2 separate regions of the Homo sapiens genome follow, and region 2 is linked to region 1. A link is an interaction called in ENCODE POLR2A ChIA-PET data of the cell type or tissue named here. Cell type or tissue: PC-9. All regions are shown on one strand. Each heading gives the region's core, and the rest is flanking DNA. Links, peaks and the distances in the headings are about the cores only.

Region 1 (10,581 bases), core at 1,704-9,703:
TTTTAGTAGAGATGGGGTTTCACCATGTTGGTCAGGCTTGTCTCAAATTCCTGACCTCAGGTGATCCACCCATCTCAGCCTCCCAAAGTGCTGGGATTACAGGCGTGAGCCATGGTGCCCTGCCTAATCTTTGACAAATGAGTAAAGGCAATACAGTGGAGCAAAAGTAGTCTTTTCCAACAAGTTGTGGTGGAACAACTGGACATCCACATGCAAGAAATGAATCTAGACACAGAGCCTTTACAAAAATTAACTCAAAGTGGATCATAAACCTAAATGTAAAATGTGGAACTATAAAGCTTCTAGAGTATAGGAGAAAATCTAAGATGAACTTGGGTATGGTGATGACTTTTTAGATATCACACTAAGAGCATGGTCCCTGAAAGAAATAATTGATAAACCTGCATGTTGTGCACATGTACCCTAAAACTTAAAGTATAATAATAATAAAATTTAAAAAAAAAGAAATAATTGATAAGCTGGACTTCATTAAAATTTAAAATTTCTGCTTTGCAAAAGACACCTGTAAAGAGAATAAGACAAGCCACAAACTGGGAGAAAATATTTGCAAAAACCACATTTGATAAAGGATTGTTACCCAAAATATACAAAGAATTCTTAAAACCCAGCAATAGAAAACAAACAACCTGATTTTAAAATGTGTAAAAGACCCGAACAGACACCTCACCAAAGAAGGTATACAGATGGCAAGATAAAGAAATGTTCAAAATCATATATCATTAGGGAATTGTAAATTAAAACAACTACTATTACACACCCATTAGAATGACCAAAATCCGGAACACTGACAACACCAAATGCAAGTGAGGATGTGGCACAACAGGAACTCTCATTCATTGCTGGTGAGAATCCAAAATGGTACAGCTACTTTGGAAGATTGTTTGGCAGTTTCTTACAACACTAAACATACTGCAAACATACAGCCCAGCAGTCATATTCCTTGGTATTTATTTAAATGAATTGAAAACTATGTCCACACAAAAATCTGTACAAAAGATGTTTATAGCAGCTTTATTCATAATTGCTAAAACTTGGAGGCAATCAAGATTATCAAGATGTTTGTTAGTAAGTGAATGGATAAATAAGCCATGGTATATCCAGACTATGGAATATTACTCAGCACTAAAAGGAAGTGAACTATCAAGCCATGAAAATATATGTAGGAACCTTAGCAGCAAATTGCTGAGTGAAAGAAGCCATTCAGAAAAGGCCACATACTGTATGATTCTAACTACATGACATTTTGGAAAAGGCAAAACTATGGATATAACTATAACAAAACTATGGATATAGCAGGAGAAATAGGCAGAGCACAGAGGATTTTTAGGGCAGTGTCACTATTCTATACAATACTGTATTACTATGGTGAATACATATCATTATACATTTGTGAAAACCCATAGACTGCACAACACCAAAAGTGAACCCCAATGTAAACTGTGGACTTTGGATGACAAAAATATATCAGCCTTAGTTCATCAACTGTACTTAGTTCAACCAATGTGCCACTATGGTTAAACTGGAATTTTAAGGGACCAGAATACCCAAAACAAAAGAATAAAGTTGGAGAACTCACATTTTCAAAACTTACTACAAAGCTGCAGCAACTAAAATAGTGTGGTATTGGCATAGGATACTATATATAGATCAACAGAACAGAATTGAGAGTCCAGAAATAAAACCATACATCTGAGGCCAACTGATTTTCAATGGTTGTCAAGACAATTCAATGGGTGAAACAATAGATTTTTTCAACAATTGGTGTTGGGACATGCAAAAAATGAAATTGCACCCCTACCTCACAGAATATACAAAAATTAACTCAAATGGATCAAAGTCCTAAATGTGAGTTAAACTATAAAATTTTTAGAAAAAGCCTAAGAATTCCTGACCTTGGTTTAGACAATTATTTATTGGACCTGACAACAAAATTGCAAGTGACAAAAGAAAAAAATAGACAACTTGTACTTCATCAAAATTAAAAAGTTTTATGCTTCTAAAGACATCATGAAAGTAAAAAGATAACCCATAGATTGAAAGAAAATAATTGCAAATCATATATCTGATAAAATATTTATATCCAAAATAGATAAAGAAATCTTACAACCCTAAAACAAGACAAATAACCCATTGAAAATGGGAAAATGATTTGAATAGACATTTCTCCAAGGAACGTATAAATGGCTGATAAGCTTATACAAAGTTATTCAACATTATTAGTCATTAGGGAAATGCAAATCAAAACCACAGATGCACTTCATGCCCACTAAGATGATTAAAATAAAAAAGACAATAACAATTGTTGGTGAGTATGTTGAGCTATTGAAACCTTCATACATTGCTGGCAGAAATTTGAAATGGTGTGACCATTTTGGAAAACGGTCTGGTAGTTCCTTAAAATGTTAAACATAGAATGAACATTTAACTTAGCAGTTTCACTTCTAAGTATCTACCCAACAGAAATGAAAGCATATGGCCAAAAATGAAGGATATGGCAGCATTCATAATAGCATTATTCATAATAGCCCCAAAGTGAGAACAACACAAATGTGCATCAACTGATGAATAGATAAACAAAATGTGGCAAATCCATATAACAAAGTATTATTAATCAATAAAAAGGAATTAAGTACATGCTACAACATGTACTATGAGATGAGCTTTGAAAGGATTATGCTAAGTGAAAGAAGCTAGTCACAAGAGGCCACATATTGTATGATTCCATTTATACTGTATATCCCAAATATATAAATCTGTAGAGACAGAAAGTAGTTTAGTGGTGTGTGGATGTTTTTATTCTGGGGAGTGATGAAAATTTTTCTAAAATTACATGGTGGTGATAATTGCATAATTCTGTGAATATATTGAAGCCATTGAATTGCACACTTTTAAATGGTGGATTTTGTGGCTTGTAAATTACATATCAATTAAGCTGTAAAAAACTGGCAGATAACACTTCATAAAACATAGGTATTATGATCAATAAGGGAAATAGTATTTTCTAAAATCTGAGAAGCAAACTTTGGTTTTTATATGCAAAAATAAACTGGTTAAATTTTATAGCACTTCTGTGTAGCAAGATCATCATTATTATAGATATGATATTGTGATAGATACAGTTCCTGACTCATGTGACTTTAAAAAAGATTCATGACAAGCAGTTTCAAAGTGTCAAATTTTGGTGGGGCGCCGGTGGCTCACGCCTGTAATCCCAGCACTTTGGGAGGCCGAGGCGGGCGGATCACGAGGTCAGGAGATCGAGACCATCCTGGCCAACATTGTGAAACCCCGTCTCTACTAAAAATACAAAAATTAGTTGACCCTGGTGGTGCGCGCCTGTAGTCCCAGCTACTCGGGAGGCTGAGGCAGGGGAATCGCTTGAACCCGGGAGGCGGAGGTTGCAGTGAGCTGAGATCGCGCCACTGCACTCCAGTCTGGGCGACGGTGTGAGACTCCGTCTCGGAAAAAAAAGAAAAACAAACAAACAAACAAAAAACAAAGTGTCAAAATTTTTTGACAAATTTATCCCTACCAAGTGTCAAATGTTACTAATTTGCTAGTAAGTATGCCAGCAATGTGGCACGAAAAGGTGCATGTGATCAGAGGGTATGAAAAGTGTATGATCAGAGAGGGTATGAGAAACGCATATGATCAGAGAGGGTATGAGAAGCACCTGTGATCAGAGAGGGTGTGAGAAGCGCATACGATCAGAGAGGGTGTGAGAAGCGCGTACGATCAGAGGGTGTGAGAAGCGCGTACGATCAGAGGGTGTGAGAAGCGCGTACGATCAGAGAGGGTATGAGAAGTGCGTACTATCAGAGAGGGTGTGAGAAGCGCGTTCGATCAGAGGGTGTGAGAAGCGTGTACGATCAGAGAGGGTGTGAGAAGCGCGTACGATCAGAGGGTGTGAGAAGCGTGTACGATCAGAGAGGGTGTGAGAAGCGCGTACGATCAGAGAGGGTGTGTGAAGCGCGTACGATCAGAGAGGGTATGAGAATTACGTACAATCAGAGAGGTTCTAGAATGGGGAAACTGAGTGCTTACATAACAAGAAAGTTTTTTTAAGTATGAAAGAATGTGGTTTCATTTCACAAGGTCATGCAAATATCATATCCACATCAGTTATTGTGAAAGAAGTCGGTAACAGTACAGTCTGAGATGGTGTGTGTACTATCAGAAGAATTAAAATAGCACATTTAAGAAGCAAGTTTTAAGCCTTTATTTGTGGACCATACGAACAATAAACTTTCATCCCCCAATGGTAGTGTTCGATAGGGCCAACTGATATGAAAGCATGCAATAGCATTTTAAAAAAATCTGACCGGGCGTGGTGGCTCACAACTGTAATCCCAGCACTTGGGAGGCCGAGGTGGGCAGATCACAAGGTCAGGAGCTTGAGACCAGCCTGGCCAACGCAGTGAAACCCCGTCTTTACTAAAAATACAAAAAATTAGCTGGGCATGGTGGCGGGCACCTGTAATTCTCGCTACTTGGGAGGCTGAGGCAGGAGAATCACTTGAACCCGGGAGGCAGAGGTTGCAGTGAGCTGAGATTGCATCACTGCTCTCTAGCCCGGGCGACAGTGTGAGTCTCTGTCTCAAAATCAATCAATCAATCAATCAATCAATCAATCAATCTGTTGTTGCACAACAGCAAAATTTAATGGTCTAAAGTAATAACCACTTTATTATTTCACAATTCTATGGTTGACTGGGCTCTCCACAATGGTTTTTCTCCTCTATGTGATGTTGGCATAGGCTCCTGTCATTTGTGGGCTTGATTAGTTTGGAATGTCCAAGATGGCTCACTCAGATGGCTGACATTTGATGTTTGCTACTGGCTGCTGGCTATTGGCTGGGAGCCCACCTGGAGCTATTAGCCAAAGCTTACTTACATGGTGGCTACTTTATATGTGGCCTCTCCACGTGGCTTGGGCTTCTCAGAACATGGTAGCTGGATTCTGAGAGAGAGCATCCCAAGAGTGAGCTCGAAGAGGTAAAATTGGAAGCTGTCAACTGGCATGATGCCCACTTCTGCCACATTCTTTTGGTTAACCGATTCACAGATTCAACCCAGAGATAAGAGGAGGGGAAAAATATTCCACTGCTCAGTGCAAATAATCACAAAGATTTTATGGTCATTTAAAAACTATCACAAGTGCCAACAGAAATCAGAAGCAAAGCACAATGCAACCAGTTCAAATTTTAAACATAATTACCAGTAATTTTTCTCAAGCTGCGAAGATTCAAAACTATGCAATTCACCCATTTTAAAGTTTGAGACCAAAGTTTTTCTTTGAAAGCTTCATTAAAAACAAATCATAAAATTACTATGTAGAAAGACCTGAGAAGTATTATATTTAAACATAAACAGTATAAAATATTGGTTTTCTTTCAACAAAGAATTTTTAAAAATCAATGACATTATTGTGCATAGTACATTTGTTTTCTTTTAACATGTAAAAACAGACTCCATTAACAATTACAGATCTAGCATTTGCAGTTTCAGCTGCTTGCAAATGGCTCTGAAAGTCATGGAGCATTTGAATTACAAGCTTTGAGGCTGATGTGTAGTGCCATCAGATCACTTATCTTGTGAGTGAGCTTAGTTTTCTATCTGGCATTTGCAACTTTTTGGAATTTGTTTTATTCTACATGTTATCATTTGTATTAATAAGTGATTAAATTTGTTTCTTTGTGGTAAATAATTCTCAAGAGGAAAAAAATATGTTACAGAGCCAAACTGACAGTAGAAAGCCAGAAGCCTGTACAAAGGTTGACATACTCATGAATATGAGTGGTTCAACATGGTGAAACCCTGTCTCTACTAAAAATACAAAAATTAGTTGGGCGTGGTGGCATGCACCTGTAATCCCAGCTACTTGGGAGGCTGAGGCAGGAGAATTGCTTGAATCTGGGAGGTGGAGGATGCAGTGAGGTGAGATCACGCCACTGCGCTCCAACCTGGGTGACAGAGCAAGACTCTGTCTCAGAAAAAAAAAAAAAGTCTCTGAGATCACTAATGTCAAGAATCCAGTGTACTATACAAGGGGACTTCAAACAGTTTTTGAAAGATGAAATTAAAAGATAAAAATTAAAAATGTAAACATATTTCTCAAAATAACTCCATCATGCTCAAGACAGTTTTGTAAGCAATGATAGCCACTTAGTCCACCCCTAAAGAACTGAGAATCCTGGAAATTTAACCAAGTCAATGCAGTCTTTTTTACATAATTAACTGAAGAAAAATAGGTGCCTTTTCAAGATTTTTTAGGATTTGAAAACAAAAGGAAGTCAGAAGGGGCAAAATCAGGACTGTAAGGCAAAAACCTAGTGATTTCCCATTGAAACTTTTGCAAAATTTTCCGTTTGATGAGAGGAATGAGCATGAACATTGTCATGGTAGAGGACTCTGCTGAAGCTTTTCCAGGCATTTTTTTTTAAACTAAAGCCTTGGCTAACTTTCTTAAAACACTCATAATAAGCAGATCTAATTGTTCTTTGGCCCTTCAGACAGTCAACAAGCAAAATGCCTTGGGCATCCCTGAAAATTTTTGCCATGACCTTTGCGCTTAACTGGTCTGCTTTTGCTTTGACTGGACTACTTCCATCTCTTAGTAGCCATTGCTTTGATTGTGCTTTGCCTTTTGGATTGTACTGGTAAAGCCGTATTTCATTTCCCATTACAATTCTTCAAAGCAATACTTCAGGATCTTCAGCCACATCCTTTTTTTTTTTTTTTTTGAGACAGAGTCTCACTCTGTTGCCCAAACTGAAGTGCAGCAGCAGCAGCACAATCTTGGCTCACTGCAAGCTCTGCTTCCTGGGTTCAGGCAATTCTCATGCCTCAGCCTCCTGAGTAGCTGGAACTATAAGCATACGCCACCATGCCTGGATAATTTTTGTATTTTTAGTAGAGATGGGGTTTCACCATGTTGTCCATGCTGATCTCGATCTCCTGACCTTGTGATCTACCCACTTTGGACTCCCAAAGTGCTGGGATTATAGGTGTGAACCACTGCAAACATTTTTATCATTTTTTTCTAAAAAATTGATGTGGGTGGTCTGCCGCCGTGAGTTTCATCTTCAGCTTGTCTTGTTCCTTTCTAAAAGGACTGATCCATTTGTAAACTGCTGATTTCCTTGGGGCATTGTCCCCATAAACTTCCCGTAAAGCATCAGTGATTTCACCATTCTCCCACCCATGCCCCACCATAAAGTCGATGTTTGTTTCGTTTCAATTTCAGTAGCATGTTGCTCTGATAGGGATCTTTTTAAAACTGATGTCTTATTCTTTTTACTACCTCAAACTAGATCTTGTTCAGACATGTTGTAACAAGCTGGTACAAGTTTATTTTGGTGCAAAATAATCTTAAAATCCATATACACATTTTTCATAGTGCACTTTTTTTTGTTTTTGAGACAGGGCCTCTGCTCTGTTGCCCAGGCTGGTGTGCACTGGTACAATCATAGCTCCCTGCAGCCCTGATCTCCTGGGCTCGAGCAGTCCTCCAGCTTCAGCCTCCTGAGTAGCTGGGACAACAAGTATGCACCACCATGCCTGGCTAATTTATTTGATTTTTAGCGGAGACAAGGCCTCGCTATGTTGTCCAGGCTGCTCTCAAACTCCTGGGTTCGAGCAATCCTCCTGCCTTCGCCTCCTGAGTAACTAGGACTACAGGCACATGCCACTGCATCTGGCTGACTTAGGTATTTATTTATGGAGGTGGAGTTCTCGCTTTGTTGCCCTTGTGCTGAGATTGCAGGTGTGAGCCACCATGCCTGACCTGTTCAACTTTTATCTGCCAGATACTGCATCATGCCAGTTACAGAGATCAAAGACTCAATCAGTCTTCGAGAAGCTACATCGTTGTACAGATAATAAGCAATAAAACAAAACAAAATTATAAATCAAGCAGGACTCAGGGTTCTGGCTTCTGCAGCCGAATAAGTAGCTAAGATATACAGATAGATGAGATTTGGGGAGTATCAGTTTGGTTTGGAGTATATTAAATCATGAGGGACTCATGGGATATCAAGTTGGAGATGTCTAATGTCTAACTTGGAAGTGGGCCTTACGAGGGGTCACAGCTAGACATGTTGTCATTGGCATATAGTCATTGGCAGTTAAAGCCACGAGGGTGAATAATGTTTTTCCCCAGAGGGAAATAAAAAGAAGTAAAATGTGTTTCACTTGGTTTGATTTGGGGGTTAGGGGGTTGGTTTTTGTCTTTATTTTTTCCTCTTCTTAAATGTTTGATGGAAGGCTTGTAATAGAACTGAATAGCATGAGGAAGTGAGACTGAATTCACTGAAGCTCGGATAGAGTATAGGAGATTTTTGAATGAGAAAAGACCCTTAGCCAGTGGAAGCTGGGTGGTTAAGTTTCATGTGGTAGCTTCCTTCAAGGAGCACACAGGAAAATCTTTTCACGGAGAGACACCTAAGGAGCTGAGGACAGTTTAGCCTGACTGGAAGAATACAGGCAGTGCTACAATATGAAAAATGCTGAATACTTTTAGAACTAGTCGTAACTAATGGGAGCTCTACACTGAATGACATTTCCCATTCTTGTGAAGAAGAGGATGCTACTTTTTGCATTTAGGATTTTCTACAGTGCTTTGAGCAGACTAGAAGATGTGAGGATGGAAGTCTTCCAGTCTTCCACATGTTAAAACAGAAAGGAAAGTGGGGGACCTTTGTTGTTTTGTGTTTTCTACAGTGCCTTGAGTAGTGCCTTGCACAGAATAAACACTCAGTTTATATTTTAATATGAATTGATGGCATTTATTAGCTAGGAATTGGCCATCAAGATACTTATTGATAAAAGAAACTCCTTGTATTAGCTAGCTAAAAAATGAAAGAATGGATATAATTTTGCTCTTTTCATATAAGAATTACCTATTCTTTAACCTGTATAATTTTTTCCAGTTGCTTAGTGCTTTTGCAGCACTCATTTTTAGTGTAATGTGTTTCGTGTTTCTTAGGAATGTGGTGGACCACCTTGGTCAGCAGAAGGGAAAATAGGGGTAGCAGTAAGATCCACTAAAAAGAGTGTAATAATTTTTAGTGTGGCTGTTTCCTTCCTTTTTTTCACCATTTCTTCCCTTCCCTTCTTCCTCCTCATAAACCCTTTCCCCCTCCCCACAAGAAGACAATACATGTTAGCAACTTAATATGAATTCTGCCATACTTTTCCTCTATGGTCATAAACCATAAATGTGGCACACACATGTATATGTGTTTGTGTGTGTGTATCCATATATGTAATGGTGTTTTTGTGGCACTGTTGAACAAATGGTAATGTATACACATTTTTTTTTTTCTGTATCTTACCTTTCTCATTCAATAATATCTTCTGGATATTCCTCCAAATCCCATTTCATCTTTCCCCTGTGGCATCCACTTTATGCTCAGGGTTTTGCTACTAGAACATTGAGGTCCTTATAGATATTTTTAACATAATCATACTTTTATTTCTTTGGAATAAATTCCCATGAGTAGAATTGTTGGGCTGAGGAGTATATGTATTTTTAATTTTAATAGATTTATCAGAGTGATTTTCAAAAAGATTATAATGCTTAATGCTCCCACTAGCAACTTATGAAAGTACTTTTCCTTCACTTTCTCACCAGAAACGATCAACAATTTTCATAGGTTCTCTTAATTTTTGCTAGTCTGATAGGAATAAAGTTTCATTCTTACTTTAACTTGCATTTCCCTGAGAGCTAATGAATTTGAACACTTTTCATATGTTTGTTGGCTATTTCAATTTGTTCTTCTGCTATCTAACTTTATGGAGTTGTTTTTCTTTTTTTATTGTCAATTTGTAAGAGCTCTTTTTCATATTCTTGTGTAGTTAAACATGTCTATTTTAAAAATAGCTACTTGGTTTCTAGTCTTGGCTTTGAAGTTTTTATCTGTTTATAGGAGACTTTATTGAATGATTTTAATTTTTTTACACTTAAGTCTTTAATATAGAATTAGTTTTTACATATGGTATAAGATGCAGATCTTCTTTTATACTAAACTCAGCCCAAACTCCTCTCCAGACCTTCACCCGGGGTAGAGAGCTTGCTACCTCCTAATTGTGTTAAAATACCACATATATTTTTATTATACTCAGGAGGGGGTCCTATGGCCAGGACACCTTATATTTATTTAGTGTATCAATCCGTTTTCATGCTGCTGATATAGACATACCCGAGACTGGGAAGAAGAAGAGGTTTAATGGACTTACAGTCCCACAGGGCTGGGGAGGCCCCACAATCATGGCAGAAGGCAAGGAGGAGCAAGTCGCATCTTCAGTGGATGGCGGCAGGCAGAGAGAGAGCTTGTGCAGGGGAACCCCTCTTTATAAAACCATCAGATCGCGTGAGACTTATTCACTATCATGAAAACAGCACCAGAAAGACCCGCCCCCATGATTCAATTACCTTTCACTGGCACTGGGTCCCTCCCACGACACGTAGGAATTGTGGGAGTAACAATTCAAGATGAGATTTGGGTGAGGACACAGCCAAACCATATCAATTAATTCAGTCTCAGAAGAAATCTTTCC
Region 2 (10,581 bases), core at 1,151-9,150, 77 kb after region 1:
TCCTAGGTTTTGTCCGAGGACTTTGTAACATGGGTCGTCTCTCTGGTAATAAATGGTACTTCATTGCTTCCATAATGAGTTTCTGACATTCTATATCATCCCGAAAAAGTACATTATTTTCCATGTCTGCCAGGAACTAGAAAAGAATAGTAGGTATGTATACTGAATGACTAAGAAAATGGTAGGGTTTACAGAAAAAAATGACATAGTTCTCAAATGGATTTTACATATTTTTAAAAAATTCAAGCATAGGCACATATTTTTAACTAAAATATGCAACATTTACAAGATTTACATTTTAAATTTCATTGAAAAACAAAACACAAGTAGCATAAATGGTATACTCTAAAATCTTAGTACTGTAGTGCTTATCTCTGGGTAGTAGGAATACTGGTGCTTTTTAAATAAAGTTTTTTTTACTACTTTTCTATAATTTCCAGATTTTCTAAAATAAATAATTTTACTATTAAAATCAGAAATAATTCTAATGGAAGAATAATTATAAGTAGGAGTTGACTAATTATGCTGCGTTCACTTAACTTTGCTAAATGATGTTCAGCTCACAACTGCAAAAACAAAAGTTACCAGTTTCTCAAGGGGAAAAGAACTCCAAACAGTGATTGGTCTAAAAACATTAAAATCCCTTTTGTGTCACTGAATCCAGCTTTATATATTTATATAACACAAATACAATTTTTATATGTTTAGCACAAATATGATTACACCTTGTCTTTTAAAAAATAAAATGAAAATATGATCACATTGGAAATTAAATAAAACAAAAAAAATTAAAAATCTTTTCCTTTTGTGCTTGGTTCTCCATTGCCCCTCCCCATCCTGCAATTCTTCCCTGCCTTATAAACAACCTGGTGTGCAGCCTTTCATATTTTCTTCATATTTATGCAAACCTCTGCTGACATAATTCTCATACATTTATATGTATAACATATATAAATATATGTAATAATTTTTACAGTTTTTTCTTTTACTAATTGTTTTATTATATACTTTGCTGCATCTTACCATCTTTACTCAACATTATCTCAAGAAAATTCCTCCAGGTCTTCTGAAAAGGTATAGTTCTGATTTATTCTTTTTAATAACTGAATAATACTCCATAGTATATAGATATGCTAATTTTTTAGCCATTTCCTTATTACAGACATCAATTTTGTTTCAGTATGTACATACATATATACATATGTATATATATGTATATATATACGTGTATATGTAAACATACTTTTTTCTGCTACTAAAAACAAGTCCAGTACAGAAGTCCTTATGTATTAATTTTTACCTTTATAGGATAGATTTGTAAGAATTGAATTGACTCCAGGTGGGTCAAAGTATATATGTATGTATGTTATGTATGCATGTGTGTGCACATATATGTGTATCTGTGTGTGTCTATGTGTATGATCAATGTTGTCAGATTTTCCAAAGTGGCTCACATTCCATTATAGCCATGTATAGCAAAGTGGCTCACATTCCATTACAGCCATGTATAAGAGCACAAGAGCACAACATTCCTGCCAGGAATAAGTGTTTTAGCTCTTTTTGTTAATGATATCACATTTTCCCTTTAATTTGAATTTTCCTGATAAGTGAATATAAGCATTTTAAAATATTTTGACCATTTGTACTTTTTTCTTCCTTTATCTGCCTCTTTTCTACTATCTTTTGATTAAAAATTTTAAGAGTTCCTTGTAATACACACACTAATCCTTTATTTTTCAATTGTATTTTTCTAGATTTTTAATCATTTGTCTATTAAGGTTGTTTCATAATACTTTTGCCATTCAAATAATTTTTCATATTTAGGTCATCAAATATGTGTCTTTCTTTTCATAGTCCTGGTTACAAAGTCTTGTCTTTTTGCTTCAGTTTGTAGATGTAGTCTTCTGGATTATCTGGCAAGATTTTATTGCTTTCTTTCATTTAGGCCATTGATCCATGTGAAATTCATTTTTTTGAAATTAATGTTTAAATAGAGTATGAGTGGAGGAGCATTTTTATTTTCTTTAAGATCAGTAGCCAGTTCTGTACCACTTATTAAATAACCCCCTCCATTTCCAGCTGAATTGAATCTTGGCCATACTACATTCTCATAAATAGATCTCAAAGTATATGAGATTTGTTTTTTTTTATTCTTTATTCTGTTCTATCGATCTATTTGTCTATTCCTATTTCTAAATAGTATATTACAGTGTCTTTATAGCATATTCTGATACCCAGTATTTTTAAGTTTTCCCTCGCTGTTAACTTTCATAGCTTCCTTCGGTATTTTTGTGCCTTTATTTTTCATGTAAACTTAAGACAAATTTATTCAGTTCTTTTTATCCTGATTCTCTTGGAATTCTAATAAGAACTTAAATTTATTTATTAATTAAATTTATTAATTTTATTAATTTTTGGAGAACTGATATTTTTATATTAAGTCTTTCTGTTCAAGAAGCCTTTCCATTTATTCTATAGGTTTCTACATATTATACCTTTCTTGATTATATATTTCCTATATATTTTATTATTTTCATTGCTATTGGGAATGGGTTTTAAAAGTTTATTTCATATATGTTTTGCAGGAGAGAAAATCTACTGATTACACTTGTATTAACCTATTACTTTACCAAATTCCCTTATTAAACTCTACGTGTTATGCAAATAATCATAACTGTCACCAAATAGGGATAGTTGAGTATCTTTTTCTAATGTGTATGCCAATTATTTTATTATTGCAATTGCTAAAGCCTTCTAAAAAATGTTAAATAATTAGGCCGATACAGAGTATCTTGTTTCTGGTTTGAATTGATATGGTTTTAGTGTTTCATTATTTAGGATAATAGTTGCTGTAACATTTAGTCATCTATTTTTATTATATTCAATAAAGATAATATAGACTTCCATAGATTTTTTTTTTTTGAGACGGGAAGTCTCTGTGTCACCCAGGCTGGAGTGTGGTGGCGCAATCTCAGCTCACTGCAACCTCTGCCTCCCAGGTTCAGGCAATTCTCCTGCCTCAGCCTCCTCAGTAGCTGGGATTACAGGCATGCACCACCACATCCAGCTAATTTTTGTATTTTTAGTAGAGACAGGGTTTCACCATGTTGGCTAGGCTGGTCTTGAGCTCCTGACCTCAAGTGATCCTCCCACCTTGGCCTCCCACAGTGCTGGGATCACAGGCATGAGCCACCATGCCTTGCCCCTTCATAGATTTCTTAATAATCATTTTAGTATTCCTGGAAAAAGACCTTTCTGGTCAGAGTGTATCCTTTTGATACACTGTGGGTTGTATTTGACAATATATTTCTTTACAATTTTATTGGGGCATATTTTACGTGTCCTAATTTATCCATTCAAAGTACACAATTCAATGATTTGTAGTAAATTACCAAGTTGTGGAACCATTACCATAAAACAGTTTTGAAACATTTTCATCACCTCAATTAGATCCCACATGCCCATTTACTGTTGATCCTCATTCCCATCTTCTCTCCCAAGCACTAATCTGTCTCTACAGATTTGCTTTTGCTGGACATTTCATATACAGAGAATCATACAATATGGAGACTCTGGTGTCTTGCTTCTTTCCCTTAGCACACTTTTGAGACTTGTCCCTGCTGTAGCTCCTCGTATCAGTGCTTCATTTCTTTTTACTGTTGAGTAATATTCCACCATCGGGGTACTCCTCATTTTATCTATCCATTCACCAGTTGATGGATGCTTCTTAGGTTGCTTCCAGTTTCAAGCTATTATGAATAAAGCTGCCAAGAACGTTTATGTCCAAGTCTTTGTGTGGATATATTTCTCTTGGGTAATTATTACCTAGGAGTAGAACTGCTGGGGCATATGGCAAATTTATGTTTAACTTTTTAAGAAACAACCTAACTGTTTTCTAAAGTGGCAGCCCCGTCTTACATTCCCACCAGCACTGTACGAGGGTTCCTGTTTTTGCACATCCTCGCCAATTGTTAGTTTGTCTCTATTTTAGCCATTCGGGAAGGTGGAAAATGTGGTTTTATTTTGCATTTTCCTAGTGACTAATGATGTTGATGATATGTTCATGTTTTTATAGACGAAGAGAGAAACAGTCTCTAAAAAGAGTCACTATAAAAAAGTTGGTGGTATTTGGAAACTAGCACTGCATACGAAAGGCAAAAAAGCCAAATTAAGACCTAAGTCCCCGACCTACACCAGAATATACATTTTGGTATTAATTACTCCACATTTTTTTCTATGCACGCAAAACCTAGTTATACTTGTCACAGAAACCATTAGTGAATATGCATAAAGTTGGCTCATTAAGGTTAATTTTAATGTTTATGTTAATTCTATTATATACAATTACTTTAGTCCTTTCTAAATAAAAATAAATGTGAAAAAAATGTAGAAAGTAAACTCTTGGGAGACTTAATAGTAACTGCAATTTGAAGCAAAGTATATTTCCTAATATACAGATAGTATCTATAAATTATGAATAAGTAGGATTAATTTTATTTGAGTAAGAAAAGCCATTAATCTAAGTATCAGATTAATCAAATGGGAGGAACCAGGTATCATTTAGAAAATTATTCAGAAGACACTGAGAGAAAAACTACAAAATATATACTTTCATGAACTCTGCATTTTTGGTGAATACTAAATGCCTTCTCTGCTACAAAAGAAGAGCAAATTATTAAACTGAAAGCATTCATAATACAGGAATAAATTTTCATTTTGTAAATTTTTATCCTCACTTTCGTATTTGTTCACCTTATGACTATTGCTCTAAAACTGTCCCCTCAAACACAAATAGAATGTGAATAATTTATTAACTCTATAGATGTTAAAAAAATGTTTTGGAGGCTGGGCGAGGTGGCTCATGCCTATAATCCCAGCATATTGGGAGGCTTAGGCGGGAGGATTGCTTGAGGCCAGGAGTTTGAGAGAGCTTGGGCAACAAAGTGAGACGCTGTCTCTACAAAAAAAAAAAAAAAAAAAAAAAACTAGTCAGATGTGTGATGGGGCACAGTGACTGTAGTCTCAGCTACTCGAGAGGCTGAGGTGGGAGGATCACTTGAGCCCAGGAGTTTGAGGCTGCAGTGAGCTATGATTGTGCCACTACACTCAAGCCTGGGTGACAGAGTGAGACCCTGTCCAAAAAAAAAAAAAAGTTGTTTTAGTATCAAGACCTTGTAAACTAAAAGAATGCTAAAGGTAAATACTGACTCATTTTATATTTCTGACTTTCTGTAGAAAACAATACTAAACTGAGAGCAGAATAGTGGAGACTCAGATACTTATAAATTCAGGCTAAACATTGAAAACGTTCATAATTTAGGTGTCAAAATCTTTTAAATAATGTATATATGTCTGTATTTCTATTCACATGGTTTAAAATTTGATCAAATTGAAATGTTTGGAATGCTTTCAAAAGTAAAATAAAATCAATCACAGTACTTTGAGAAGCCGAGGTGGGAGGATCACTTGAGTCCAGTAGTTGAAGACCACTCAGGGCAACATGGTGAGACCCTTTCTCCACAAAAAAATTTAAAAAACCGGCTGGGCATGGTGGCTCACACCTGTAATTCCAGCACTTTGGGAGACCGAAGTGGGTGGATCTCTTGAGGTCAGGAGTTCAAGACTAGCCTGGCCAACATGGTAAAACCCTGTCTCTACTAAAAATACAAAAATTAGCCAGGCGTAGTGGCATGCGCCTGTAATCCCAGCTACTGAGAAGGCTGAGGTACGAGAATTGCTTGAACCCGGGAGATGGGAGGTTGCAGTGAGCAGAGATCGTGTCACTGCACTCCAGCCTGTGCAACAGAGTGAGACTCTGTCTTAAAAAAAAAAAAAAAAAAAATTAAAAACTGACTGGGCATGGTGGTGTTGGTGGTGTGTGTCTGTAGTTCCAGCTACTCAGGAGGCTGAGGTGGGAGGATCTCTTGGGCCTAGGAGGTTGAGGCTGCAGTGAGCCATGATCATACCACAGCAGTCCAGCCTGGGAAATAGAGTGAGACCCTGCCTCAAAATATAAAATAAAATGACCATAAATACTTCTCTTCTGGATTATTCAGAGTTTTTTAAAAAGCCATACAAAGGTTGGGCATGGTGGCTCAAGTTTGTAATCCCAGCATTTTGGGAGGCCGAGGTGGGTGGATCACCTGAGGTCAGGAGTTCAAGACCAGCCTGGCCAACATGGTGAAACCCCATCTCTACTAAAAATACAAAATTAGTTGGGGGTGGTGGCATGTGCCTGTTAATCCCAGCTACTCGGGAGGCTGAGGCAGGAGAATCTCTTGAACCCAGGAGGCAGAGGTTGCAGTGAGATGAGATTGTGCCACCGCACTCCAGCCTGGGCAAAAAGAGCAAAACTCAGTCTAAAAAAAAAAAAAAAAACCATACAAAAAGGATCATTTGGTAGAGGATTACAATCACAGGCATTATTTCCTATATTATTTTAAGAGTCTACTGTTGGAGACACGATGATAAAATTACTGTATGTAAGTTGAATCCCTTCTAGCTAGGGTAAGTGGAATGTTTCATATTAACAGAGTAGAATAAAATCTCATTTAGTTGGTATCATTGGAAAAGGAACTATTTCACAAAAATAAATTCTCTTGGTAAACAGACCTAATCCCAATTTTTAAAATATTAGTCATTTATTATTTGATTGGCATATGGCAATTTAATGATTGTTATATTTTCCTACCTTTTAAAATAAAACATACCGAATACAATCCAACATTTTCTTCATTATTTTAGTGTCTACTTCAAAACTTTATTACTTGATAACTCTAATTCTGCAATCTTGCCATTCACTTTTGGCAATGAAAAAAAATCAACCCTGACAATATCTCTAAATGTCACAATACTGCAGCACAGTATTATCACTGTAGGAAAGAAAAATGTTCTGAGAGGTAAAGTAACTTGTTTAAATTATACAAGGCAATGTGGCTTCCATCACCACTACTTGTGGTGGATAATGGTTCTCAAACTTGAGGATGCATCAAAGCCACTGGAAGACTTATTAAAACACCATTTGCCAGGCCCCAGCCCCACAGTTTCATATTCAGTAGGTGTGGGGTGAGGCCTAATCTGTATTTCCAAGAAGTTCCCCAGTAGTGCTGATCTTCCTGTTAGGGATCACACTTTAAGAACCACTGGGCTAATCCACTGGATTTTTCTTCCTTGTCTTCTCTGTAGCAAAGGATGATGATAAAACTTCGTCCTTTTTCAAGTGTGACATCAATTTTTAATAACACTCAGTTAATTAGCCAGGTTTGGGAACAACCACTATATACTGTGTTTCCTAGGGTTCCATCCCAAGCACTCTTGTGTACTCCTTGGCCAGTGTCATTCTCTTGCCTTTGGATTCAACAATCTAAGGAAGTAGTTTTCAAAAAAGTCTAAGGACTTCAGAGTCCTTAGACTCTAAAAGAATTAAAGGTGCCAAGAAGCTTTGGGAACATGATTCTTCAACTTCCTTCCCCATTCCCTGAATTAGCTCTTCATTCTATATTCCTTGTTTCAATTGCCGGCACCTTTTAATTAACCTAATTGCACAAATCAGAGTCATTCTTGATTCCTCTTTTTGTATACCTTCACCATTCAGTCATGAAGTTTTGTCAATTTGACCTCATAAATAGCTCTTGAGTCTGGTAATTTCTATCTATATCCACTGCCACAGTGTGCCTAATTCACTTGTCTGAATTCCAAAAGCCTTCCTAATTGGTTTTTGGCTTTGACCCCTCAGATCCATTCTCCACAATGCAGTTATAGTAATCTTTCTGAAATAAAATAAAATTTCTGAAATAAAATTCCTATTAAAATATCCTTTAGTGCTTCCTCATTGCTTTCAGGATAAAATTCAAACTCCTTGGCATAACTAGAGGTTCTCCATGTTCTGGTCCATTCCCCTCTTCAGCCTCATCTCTTTACTTTATCCCCTTTTATTTCTGCAGTCCAGCCATGCAAACTACCTTCAAATTCCAAAACACAATATATTTGCTCATGACTTCATGATGAAGTACAAGCTCCTATTTCTCCTGGTTATCATGCCCCCTCTTTTGGGTGGCTAATTCATAATGTGGATCAAATAACACTGTAAGAAATTCTCCCTGCCTTCTCGTCAAAACCCCCTCTTTTTGGTGGGCTACTTCTATTATTTTCAGAATGCCACATTCATGTATCTGTCACAGTCTTCATCTCATTATAATCACTGATTTATTTTTTTAATCTATTTCTTCCACCATCTGATACCATCTCCCTGCCACCCCCAGCAATTTTACACACAGTACACTCAAGAGGCAGAATGGTTTAGTGGACAAGGCACAGAACTGTACTTGGGTTCAAGTCCCACCTCTGCCTCTTATTAGCCCTATGATGTTAGCCAAATAGCAAAAACTAAATAAAACTACAATGCAGAAAGAGAGGAATTTATGCAATCACATTGTAATTTTGAACATATGGATTTACTTTTTTGGTCTGTCACTTCATTTGTACAACAGGTGTTCGAACAAATGATCTCCAAAATGCCTTTCAACCCTAAGAACTTATGGCTAGGATTATCAGCAGTATCCTGGATAAGAGATATTTTAAAGGTCTATGAGAGTCATGCAAATATAGTATCATAAATATCTGAAACTACAGAAGTGAAGTCAATTGTCAGGTTACTTAATTACACAGATTCTTCTCAAAGTCGAATCGGATTTTTCAAATTCGGTTTGATTTCATCTAGAAAGAATTTTTAAAAATCTGCTAAGTAGCAGTAAAAATGTAACTCCCTTTTAAAAATCTGATTTCAAGAGAAACATTTTATTATGTTACTTTTCCTGAATTATCATCAACACATGCAGTTTCAGTTCTATGTATTCATACAATATTCTATTTCTGAAGAGGAAGGTCTTAGAAAGCATCCATATTGATTACTGTCTCTGTAAAAAACAAACAGTAACTTTTGCTCACAACAGCAGGAAATAATACATTATGCTCAAGATAACTGCAAATATGAGAACATTTGTGACACTTTAAATTAAAAAAAGAAAAAGAAAGTCTGAACTTGAACAGTAACAGCTCATTCTTTTTCTGCTTTCAAGACCTCTTTCAGCATTCAAGGCCTTGAGATAGGCAGCAAAGTATGCAGGGAAAATTTTTATATATTCCAGTGAAAATTGTAAAAAGGGGAAAACTATGCATGTAAATGTTATGACTGATTGCCTTGAACACACCAACTAGATATCTCTTAATTCTGAAATAATATTTTTATTCATAGCACATTTTATATCATAGAGCATGTTTCTGATCCTTATAATAATCCTGTGAGGTAGTCAGGGAAGATGTTATCTCTACTTGACAGATGAAGAAACTCAGCTGTGTGAATATGCCAAGTCACAGAGTTTTAAAATGTCAGAGCTTTGACTATTAATATACCTTGTTAATCTATATATCACCAGAATCCAATATTTAGTGGATACTTAATAAACATGTGGCAAAGAAATTAATCTAAATTTTCTGGTTTCAAGAGTCCAGTGCTCCTTTTATTAGCAGTTTTGGTAATTCTCCTCCAATTGGTAGGATAGGTTTGTAGCTGAGTCAATTAAGTTACTAACCCAAAATCAAGAATGTTACTTAATTGAGGCCGGGCACAGCGGCTCATGCCTGTAATCCCAGCACTTTGGGACGCCAAGGCAGGCAGATCACTTGAAGTCAGGAGTTTGAGACCAGCCTGGCCAATATGGTGAAACCCTATCGCTACTAAAAATACAACAATTAGCCAGGCATGGTGGCATGCACCTGTAGTCCCAGCTACTTGAGAGGCTGAGGCAGGAGAATAACTTGAACTGGGGAGGCGGAGGTTGCAGTGACCTGAGATCATGCCACTGCACTCCAGCCTGGGCAACAAAGTGAGACTCCATCTCAAAAAAAAAAAAAAAAAAAAAAAAGAATGTTACTTAATTGAAGCAATTTAAGTAGCCAGATCTTCTGGACTGAAAGCATAAGCAGAATTTTGTTAGCTCACTATCTTTTCACCTACACGTTTCATAGGAATACATGTACAATTATTTTCTTTGATAGAATAGGCAAAGAAAAATTCCTATAAACAAGTGCCTATTAATTACCTGTGGTGCAAGAAGAGGTAGCCTAATATAAGCCAAAAGTTTACTTAGATCTTTCCGTCTCTGTTCCAAATCATGACGGACCCAAGTAAGAAGTGCATTCAATATTGTCTCCTCATTAGGAATGTTCATGTCATCACTAGCCAAGAGCTTTGCAATTTCGCTGGCTGGTAATAATACAAATTCCTGGTTTCTGATTACTTCCATGAAATGCTCCTAGAGGGAAGAAATAGCAGATAAACAATATTGTTCCTTCTGACCTTCACAATTTACTTAGAAGAAAGTAAAAGCTTTTTATATTAGCTACCAACACACAATTTATATTTTAGACCTTACAATGTAATACTTACTTGTTAGGAAAGAAACACAGCAGAGAAAAAAAAATTAAACTGCAATTATGTTGTTAAACATATGCAAGTAGAATTAAAGTGTTGTATCACTTATTACATTTAAAAAATGGACCTAGGACATTTAAGTGTTACTT

The links. Peaks named below come from ENCODE experiments on the same cell type or tissue, not always from the same donor. Only the 100,000 strongest peaks of a DNase experiment are listed, where the experiment ranks them.
Region 2: POLR2A ChIA-PET joins it to region 1 with 14 read pairs; 3 of 35 experiments call an interaction of 5 or more read pairs at or near these places.

Annotation. Positions count from the first base shown.
Region 1 is chr4:39,164,041-39,174,621 of GRCh38, reverse strand. No RefSeq gene overlaps it. Among named protein-coding and RNA genes, the nearest start is that of WDR19, 13 kb to the left of the region's middle. RefSeq lists an enhancer at 6,713-7,912. In PC-9, for the core only: no CTCF peak of the experiment used is centred there; a DNase peak (open chromatin) is centred at 5,091.
Region 2 is chr4:39,086,247-39,096,827 of GRCh38, reverse strand. KLHL5 (kelch like family member 5) reads right to left here. Exons shown (of 11, transcript NM_015990.5): 5 at 10,101-10,313; 6 at 1-136. LOC105374418 (a long non-coding RNA gene) reads left to right here. Exons shown (of 3, transcript XR_925235.4): 2 at 1,049-1,074. Among named protein-coding and RNA genes, the nearest start is that of KLHL5, 29 kb to the right of the region's middle. In PC-9, for the core only: no CTCF peak of the experiment used is centred there; no DNase peak of the experiment used is centred there; H3K27ac peaks cover 558 bases.